2 separate regions of the Homo sapiens genome follow, and region 2 is linked to region 1. The links are chromatin contacts, found by Hi-C or POLR2A ChIA-PET in ENCODE. All regions are on one chromosome and are shown on one strand. The core of a region is the stretch at or near the end of the contact, and the rest is flanking DNA. Distances in the headings are between cores, read along the strand shown. Region 1 overlaps FARP1 (FERM, ARH/RhoGEF and pleckstrin domain protein 1). Region 2 overlaps FARP1 (FERM, ARH/RhoGEF and pleckstrin domain protein 1).

The links. A loop is a pair of places that touch in the nucleus more often than their neighbours do. ChIA-PET counts read pairs that join two places held with the same protein, here RNA polymerase II (POLR2A).
Region 2: a map of body of pancreas shows a loop between it and region 1 (1.8-fold over the local background). The contact joins two enhancer-like sites. A Hi-C loop is called at or near these places in 1 of 168 maps with a recorded cell type or tissue (body of pancreas). POLR2A ChIA-PET finds 5 or more read pairs at or near these places in 2 of 52 experiments (activated CD4-positive, alpha-beta T cell and activated naive CD4-positive, alpha-beta T cell).

What each region holds. Positions count from the first base shown.
Region 1 is chr13:98,221,075-98,224,811 of GRCh38, forward strand. All of the region lies in intron 2 of FARP1 (FERM, ARH/RhoGEF and pleckstrin domain protein 1), which reads left to right. Among named protein-coding and RNA genes, the nearest start is that of MIR3170, 14 kb to the left of the region's middle. Within about 2 kb of position 1,858, at least 7 of the 41 ENCODE cell types and tissues checked have a DNase peak (open chromatin) inside an H3K27ac peak, as active enhancers do.
Region 2 is chr13:98,278,267-98,282,003 of GRCh38, forward strand. The region is part of intron 2 of FARP1 (FERM, ARH/RhoGEF and pleckstrin domain protein 1); the gene reads left to right. Among named protein-coding and RNA genes, the nearest start is that of MIR3170, 72 kb to the left of the region's middle. RefSeq lists an enhancer at 1,803-1,852. Within about 2 kb of position 1,761, at least 3 of the 41 ENCODE cell types and tissues checked have a DNase peak (open chromatin) inside an H3K27ac peak, as active enhancers do.

The DNA.
Region 1 (3,737 bases), core at 608-3,107:
TATGTGGCGCTGCATGAGTGGCTGCCCATTCTCATCTCTACACATGGAGAATACCGACCACTTGAGGCCCAGGTGAGGCTCTAATGAGATCTTCTGCAAAAACACCTTGCAGAGAACACAGATTTGGTTCTCATGAAAGTAGGTTGTCTTCCTTCCTTTCACCCTGAACTTTAGTTTCCTTCTTGTTCTTTCACGGAATTGAGGCTCTGCTTTCAATGTAGAGCTGTTGGCTGGATCAATGGGAGAAAAGAAAGCGAATGAAAGCACTTAAGAATAAAAAATCATGTGCTTCTGTCAGATGGAGTCATTCCTCTTAGACCACAGCTGCCTGTGTAGTCTCACATCAAACTGGGGCTTTCTTTGGAGGGGAATCATTACCTAAGCCAAAGCTGTGTCCCAAGGGGCCTTTTGGAAGGTCTATAAGAACCAAGCACCACTTGGACAATTGCCGTGAAACCTCCATTTCTGCCAAGCTCGTTTACTGCGTTTTTGTGGACTTACGTGCAGCTTCTGTGAGCTTCAGTTTAATCAACTTGAAAATTGAGGGGGTTGCACTTTGCGCTCAGAAATTTTACGTGCATTTTTGCTTTCCTGATTTCTTGATCTCCTCTATTTTCTTAGCTTCAAAACTTTTCCATTTTCCTAGAGTCAGGATGTTCCTGGGTGAATCATGTGTCCCTCTACCATGGACTGGATGAATGGTTTTAAGGTAGACATAGGATTTCAAGATCCTCTAGGGTAGGTCTTCTCAATATGGGCTCTGTGGGTTCATTTGAAGGAAGTGCTCAGTCAGCTGGATGCTCTTGTGTTAGAATGTAAATATAAAAACATTGCACATATTAAATGGACTGATTTTAAAAAACTATCTGCCATGTTTGAATGTTCAATTATTTGCTGTCTTCTATCACTTTGAGCATTTGAGCTGGAGGTAATGATTTTAACTCATAAGACAGACACAGAATGACTTAGTTTGGGATTTCTCTTCTGTAGATAGAATGATCATGTAAAAGAGCAGTTCTCAAAGCTGTTAGCACTTTGTAACTTTGAAGGAGAGCCTCATAGGTCTCTGTTTCCTCATTTATACAAACAGGAAGTTGGACCAGATACCCACAGTGGAATTCTGTGGCTCTGGTTTTATTTTATGGAATGTGGTCTTGGAAACATGATACGGGTTTCACAAATGTGTATCAACATGGAAGGCAAGGTGCTACTGGTGATAAGAAAATGAATAAAAACAATAACTACCCTCTGAAAAATCCCTTGCTGTGTGCCAGACATTGTGCCAAGTCTGCCCGTACATTATCTCATTTGTTGCTAAGTGAACCTGTGAGGCAGGTGAGAATAACACCGATTAGTCTCACAGGGCATAAGTGACTTGGCGCGGGTCAGAGTGCTGGAGAGAAGGAGCTGGAGTCCCAGCCCAGGACCACATACACCTAAGCCTGTGTGTCACTCACTTTGTTAATGGTCTGGGGCCATAAAGAGCCGTTAGGATAATACAACATGTTGGCTGTGCTAGTGCCTGTGACAGGTGCCAGTGGAGGGTGCTTTTTTTTTTTGTTTTTTGAGACGGAGTCTTGCTCTGTTGCTAGGCTGGAGTGCAGTGGAATGATCTCCGCTCACTGCAACCTCCGCCTCCCGGGTTCAAGTGATTCTCCTGCCTCAGCCTCCCCAGTAGGTAGGACTAGGACTGCAGGCGTGCACCACCATGCCCAGCTAATTTTTTTTTTTTTTTTTTTTTTAAGTAGACATGGGGTTTCACCATGTTGGCCAGGATGGTCTTGGTCTCTTGACCTCGCAACCCGGCTGCCTTGGCCTCCTAAAGTGCTGAGATTACAGACATGAGCCACCGTGCCTGGCCGGAAGGTGCTCTTAAGTGGGCAGGATGGGTTGAAGAGGGCGGAGTCTGCAGAAGGAAAGCCCAGTGACCAGGGTTTTGGCAATATCATCTCCACATGGTAGTTACTGATAAGGGCCAGGGCCCTGCAGAAGCAATGTCAGGGGACTGACAGATACAGGAGAAACCCAGGACGTAGACCTGACAGGGCGTGGCAGCTGATGGGACAGAAGCAGGGAGCCCCCCAGGAGTGGGAGAGCACCTGCAGTCATCAGTTTTACAGCCTGGATGGCTCAGTGCTGTCACCAAGGGCTGAGAAGTCAACTCTGTGACAAATGTTTTACTTGAAATAATGTCTTCCTTCAGTTGACATGAAAGGAACATTGGTAGTGTTGCCAAAAGAAGGCATTTCTTTTTGTTTGTTTGTTTGTTTGAGACAGAGTCTTGCTCTGTCACCAGGCTGGAGTGCAGTGGCACGATATTGGCTCACTGCAACCTCCGCCTCCGGGGTTCAAGTGATTCTCTTGCCTCAGTCCCCCGACAGCTGGGACTACGGGCACCCGCCACCATGCCCGGCTAATTTTTGTATTTTTTAGGAGAGATGGAGTTTCACCATATTGTCCAGGCTGGTCTCGAACTCCTGATCTCAGGTGATCCACCCGCCTCGGCCTCCCAAAGTCCTGGAATTACAGGTGTGAGCCACAGCGCCTGGCCATAGAAGACATTGCTTTGTTTTTTATCACAAAGAATCTGTGGCTCTGGAAATTAACTTCCAGGATTCTTAGTGATTATGTAAATGGTACAAACTGGAAGTAACAAATGGAAGTTGATTGCTTGGTTTCAATTTATGTTAGGAAAGTTATTTTTACTTCTTGCATTCCAATTTCCTCATCTCCCCAGAAGCTACTCTGTTAAGCTTGCCACACCTGGGTGCCCACCAAGCTGGAAAAGCATTTAGATCCAGTGTTTTCAAAGGACTCTGTTCAAAAGCATTAGAAAGGAGCAGGTCAGTTGCTTTCTTCAGCTCATTGTTTAGTTTTGATGTAATTTGCCTGTGACATGAACTATAAAATGCAATTGGCTATTATCCCATCTTCCAGTGGCCATTTGTCAGTGAGTATTTCTGCCAGCAAACAGAACTCAGGTGCTCCATTTCCTTTGATCTAGGCATAAGACTGAGTGTGTAAAGCATTGCAGAGCAAGACCAGAGGGCATTTGTGGAGTTGTTAGGTTATCACAACAATACCTTTTTTCATGTTTGAAAGCTGAATTACTTTCCCAGGGCAGCCATAACAAAGTACTACAAACCCGTGGCTTAAAAAATAGGCAGTTACGGCCAGGCGTGGTGGCTCATGCCTGTAATCCCAGCACTTTGGGAGGCCGAGGCAGGTGGATCACGAGGTCAGGAGATCAAGACCATCCTGGCTAACATGGTGAAACCCCGTCTCTACTAAAAATACAAAAAATTAGCTGGGCGTGGTGGCGAGTGCCTGTAGTCCCAGCTACTCGGGAGGCTGAGGCAGGAGAATGGCGTGAACCCCAGAGGCGGAGCTTGCAGTGAGCCAAGATCGTGCCACTGCACTCCAGCCTGGGCGACAGAGTGAGACTCTGTCTCAAAAAAAAAAAAAAAAAAAGAAAAAAAAAAAGAAAACACAAAACAATAGGTAGTTACTATCTTACAGTGCTGGAGGGGCAGGTGAAACAGAGCTGAGTCCCTATCTTCTTGACTACCCATCCCTTGCCAGGGACTCCCATTTGCTGACCCCAACCAGAAGCCCCAGAGTAAGAGAGCTGAGGTGAGCAGTTTGTGGAGCTGGGCCTGCAGGCAGGCAGTGAGAGAAGAGCCAGGGCACCCTCTGTGGTTGGAGGCGACCATGACTTCTGCCTCACAGAGAACATG
Region 2 (3,737 bases), core at 511-3,010, 57 kb after region 1:
GTATATTTTGTGAATGTGTGTATGTATGTGTGTGTGTGTGAGAGTATACTGCAAGTGTGTGTATATGTGTGTGAGTGTGAATGCGAGAGTATATTGTGTTTAAGTGCGTGTTTGTGTGCACGTTGCATATGTGTGTGAGTGTGCTTGTGTGAGCATTGTGTATATGTGTGAGAATGTGTGTGAGACAGTGTTGCAAGTGTGTGAGTGAGTGTGTTGTGTAACTCACCAGATGACCCTAATGTGCAAACAGGGTTGAGATCCAGAGCTGTGTCTGAGTGTTGTCTGTGTCCTCCCTGGAGAACATCCTTCGTTTTCTGGTTCGGAGTGTATATTGATTGGCATAATAACCACTACTCATCAGTAAACCTGTGTAAAGACCCATAAGACCTGCTAGCTGGGAAAATGGTAGATTTTTCACTTCTTCACTTCTACATTTCTACCTTGTGGTTTCATGGACTATGTCATAAATTTATTAATATTAATTATGAACACTTATGAAGGTGTTTTGATACCTGCTGTGACGAGGCTGCATTGTTTTTCTTATCATTTTAATGTTATTTATTTATTTATTTATTTTGAGACAGAGTCTCCCTCTGTTGCCCAGGCTGGAGTGCAGTGGTGCGATCTCGGCTCACTGCAACCTCCGCCTCCCGGGTTCATGCCATTCTCCTGCCTCAGCCTCCTGAGTAGCTGGGACTACAGGCACCTGCCACCACGCCCTGCTAATTTTTTTTTTTTTTTTGTATTTTTAGTAGAAATGGGGTTTCACTGTGTTGGCCAGGATGGTCTTGATCTCCTGACCTCGTTATCTGCCCGCCTCGGCCTCCCAAAGTGCTGGGATTACAGGCGTGAGCCAACGTGCCCGGCCCATTTTAATGTTTTTTAATCCAGATAGGCAGCATGCTAAATAAATAGTAAATTTCTAAGTACAATAGAAAAAATTGCTCATGAAATGTGCCAGTATTAACATTTATTTCTTCCATTACATTACTTTGAAAATTTTGTAGATTCAAGAGAATGTTGAAGTGGTGGTTACTTTTGTTTTCCACATTGATTCTCTTCACTGAGAATGTTGAAATAATAATGATTGTGAAGTGAAATTTCTTTTTATTAATGCAATTAAAAATTTGCTCCCCCTTGCATATGCCATTTGAAACAAATTCCACACATATTACAGTTTTACAGCAGTGCTGAATGGTGGAACTGCTGTGATGATGGAAATGTTCTGGGCTTCTGCTGTTTCAGTAGCCACTGGAAATGTGGTTCTGGATTGACTGAGCAACTGAATTCTTAATTGTATTTAATTTTAATTAACTTACTAGCCACATGTGGCTAGTGCCCGCCCCAGTGGGCAGAGCACGTGCAGAGGCTGGTTCTGTTCGGCTTGAGAGGAGCTTGGGTGGGGCCCCTGCAGCAGAGTGACAGCTGCCCCAGGGGATGTCAGGGACATCACCATTGCATATACCCTGGTAGGTGGGTTGTCTTCTGAAATCCTGTGCCTTGCTACTGTTACTCGTAGAGGCTTGGACAAGAATCAGTGATCCCAAGAAAGGATGTAGGATGTGGCTTTGTGGGGTATGACGTAGCTCAGATTGAAGACTTGTGGCCCCGGTACCAGGCGACGCCCCCCCTCTGTCTTCCGGGTCTCCCCCACGTTCTCCGCTGTCTGACCCTGATGTGCCCAGCACCTTTCTCAGGTGTTTTCAGCCTCTCCCTTGCTCCTGGCTCCTCCCAGGGGGAGGTAACCATTGCCACATCAGTGCCCCTGTGCCCTCCCCTGCATGCCCTGCTCCCAGCCATGCATGTCGCCTCCATTTCCTCTCTGCCTGCAGTGCCCGTGGCTCCCCTCCATGACCTCAATGCTGACTATTCTTTTGAGGAAATCCTTCTTTAACACACAAATCAGCTGGCGTCACTTCTGCTTAAAAACCAGCAGTGGCTTCCCCTAGAAAACAGCCTCCTGGGTGTGCTTCCGGGGTCTCCGGGATCAATTCCCCCATGCCCTCCCCCTCCACACCCAGCATCAGCTGGTTTTCCAGCCCAGCCCCGAGCCCCCACGGGAAATGGCCCGAGCTGGTGCAGCCTCAGCTTTCAGGCCTCGGCGGCTGCTCTCATGCCTTCCTGAGCAGTTCTGCCAGGCTTCATCCCAGGCTCACTCTTTCCTCATGTCTTGGCCGAGAAGACCCTTCTTTAGGTGTCCTTCCCATGTGCTCCCCGCTCACCCCAGCTCTCTGTCTGCTCCTGTCTGTGTCCCTGTTGAATCCGTATAGCTGCACAGAGCCTGGCCGGACACCCGGTGTACTGTCAGCACCCACGACTGTGGTAAACGAGCAACTTGAACAAGTTCATCATGTAACCCAAACCCTGGGGGGTTTCTGTTCACAGACACTTCTTCAAATCCTAAGTTTGACAAATTAATGAATTTTTCCAGAAAACTCAACTGCCTGGACTTCATCCCTCAACTTCTTTACTGATCGTTTACTCAATTCCATTGACTCCATTTTTATTCTTCATTTTACAAAAGCACGATCGTATTCTTTCTCTGGATGTTATTAGCCCACTTATTTAGGGCCCATGGTAGTTTAATCAGAGAAAATAGATGGCTGGGTTCGTTCTGAGAAAAGCAAAAATACAGAGAGGGATGTTTTTGTTAGGAGTGAATTTTTAAATTTACACCTAACATGATTAATGTAATCCTAATCTGTTACTACTTAATGCAATTAAAACTTTTTTGGACAATTATGTATTATAAATAGTAAAAGCAAAAATATATTTATTAATAATGGCTAGTTATAAAGTTTATTTCAGGTTGGGCTCAGTGGCTCATGCCTGTAATCCCAGCACTTTGAAAGGCCGAGGTGGGCAGATCATGAGGTCAGGAGTTGGAGACTAGCCTGGCCAACATGGTAAAGCCTGTCTCTACTAAAAATGCAAAAATTAGCTGGGTGTGGTGGCACGCACCTGTAATCTCAGCTGAGTAGGAGGCTGAGGCAGGGGAATTGCTTGATCCCAGGAGGCGGAGGTTGCAGTGAGCCGGTTGCAGTGAGCTGAGATCGTGCCACTGTTCTCCAGCCTGGGCAACAGAGCAAGACTCTGTCTTGGAGGGAAAAAAAAAAAAGTTCCTTTCAGCAAGCTTGTTTAAGAAGGCATAGCTTTTTAGTGGCTCTTGTATGTCTATTCATTTCCATCCTCTTTAATCACAGTGCAGTTATTTGCACCTGGCCTGGATCTCCTTATTGCCCTCCTGTCAGGGAATCTGTATTCACTACAGTCCACATTCACTCCATGTCTCTACCTTCCCATACAACAAGCACAAGAAAGTCACTAAAAGTGGAGCATCAAAATGCTTTTACCTCTAGCTAATTTTAAAGGTAAAATGAAAATGTACTAACTGCAAACAAGAAATCTGCTCCATGGTCAACATTAATGATGAGTCTTTGGCATTTGACAATACAGGGGAGTGATATTCCTCAGCTGTTATGAACTGCGAGGCCCTCTGATTATTCCAAGAATTATCTGGTACCCTTGATTCTGGTTAATAGTAAGTTACCCAGCTAATTTTCTGTTAACTGAAATTTGGACTTCAGCTGTTATTTGGAGGGCACGCATCTTACTGCCTCAACTTCTTTTAAGGCAGATGTGAAATTCTAATGTGGGGTCCGTGGGGCATGAACCTCTGAATGCATCACTTGGCAGAAATCCTCTGCCCATCAGCCGAGTACTTTACTCCTTAGTTC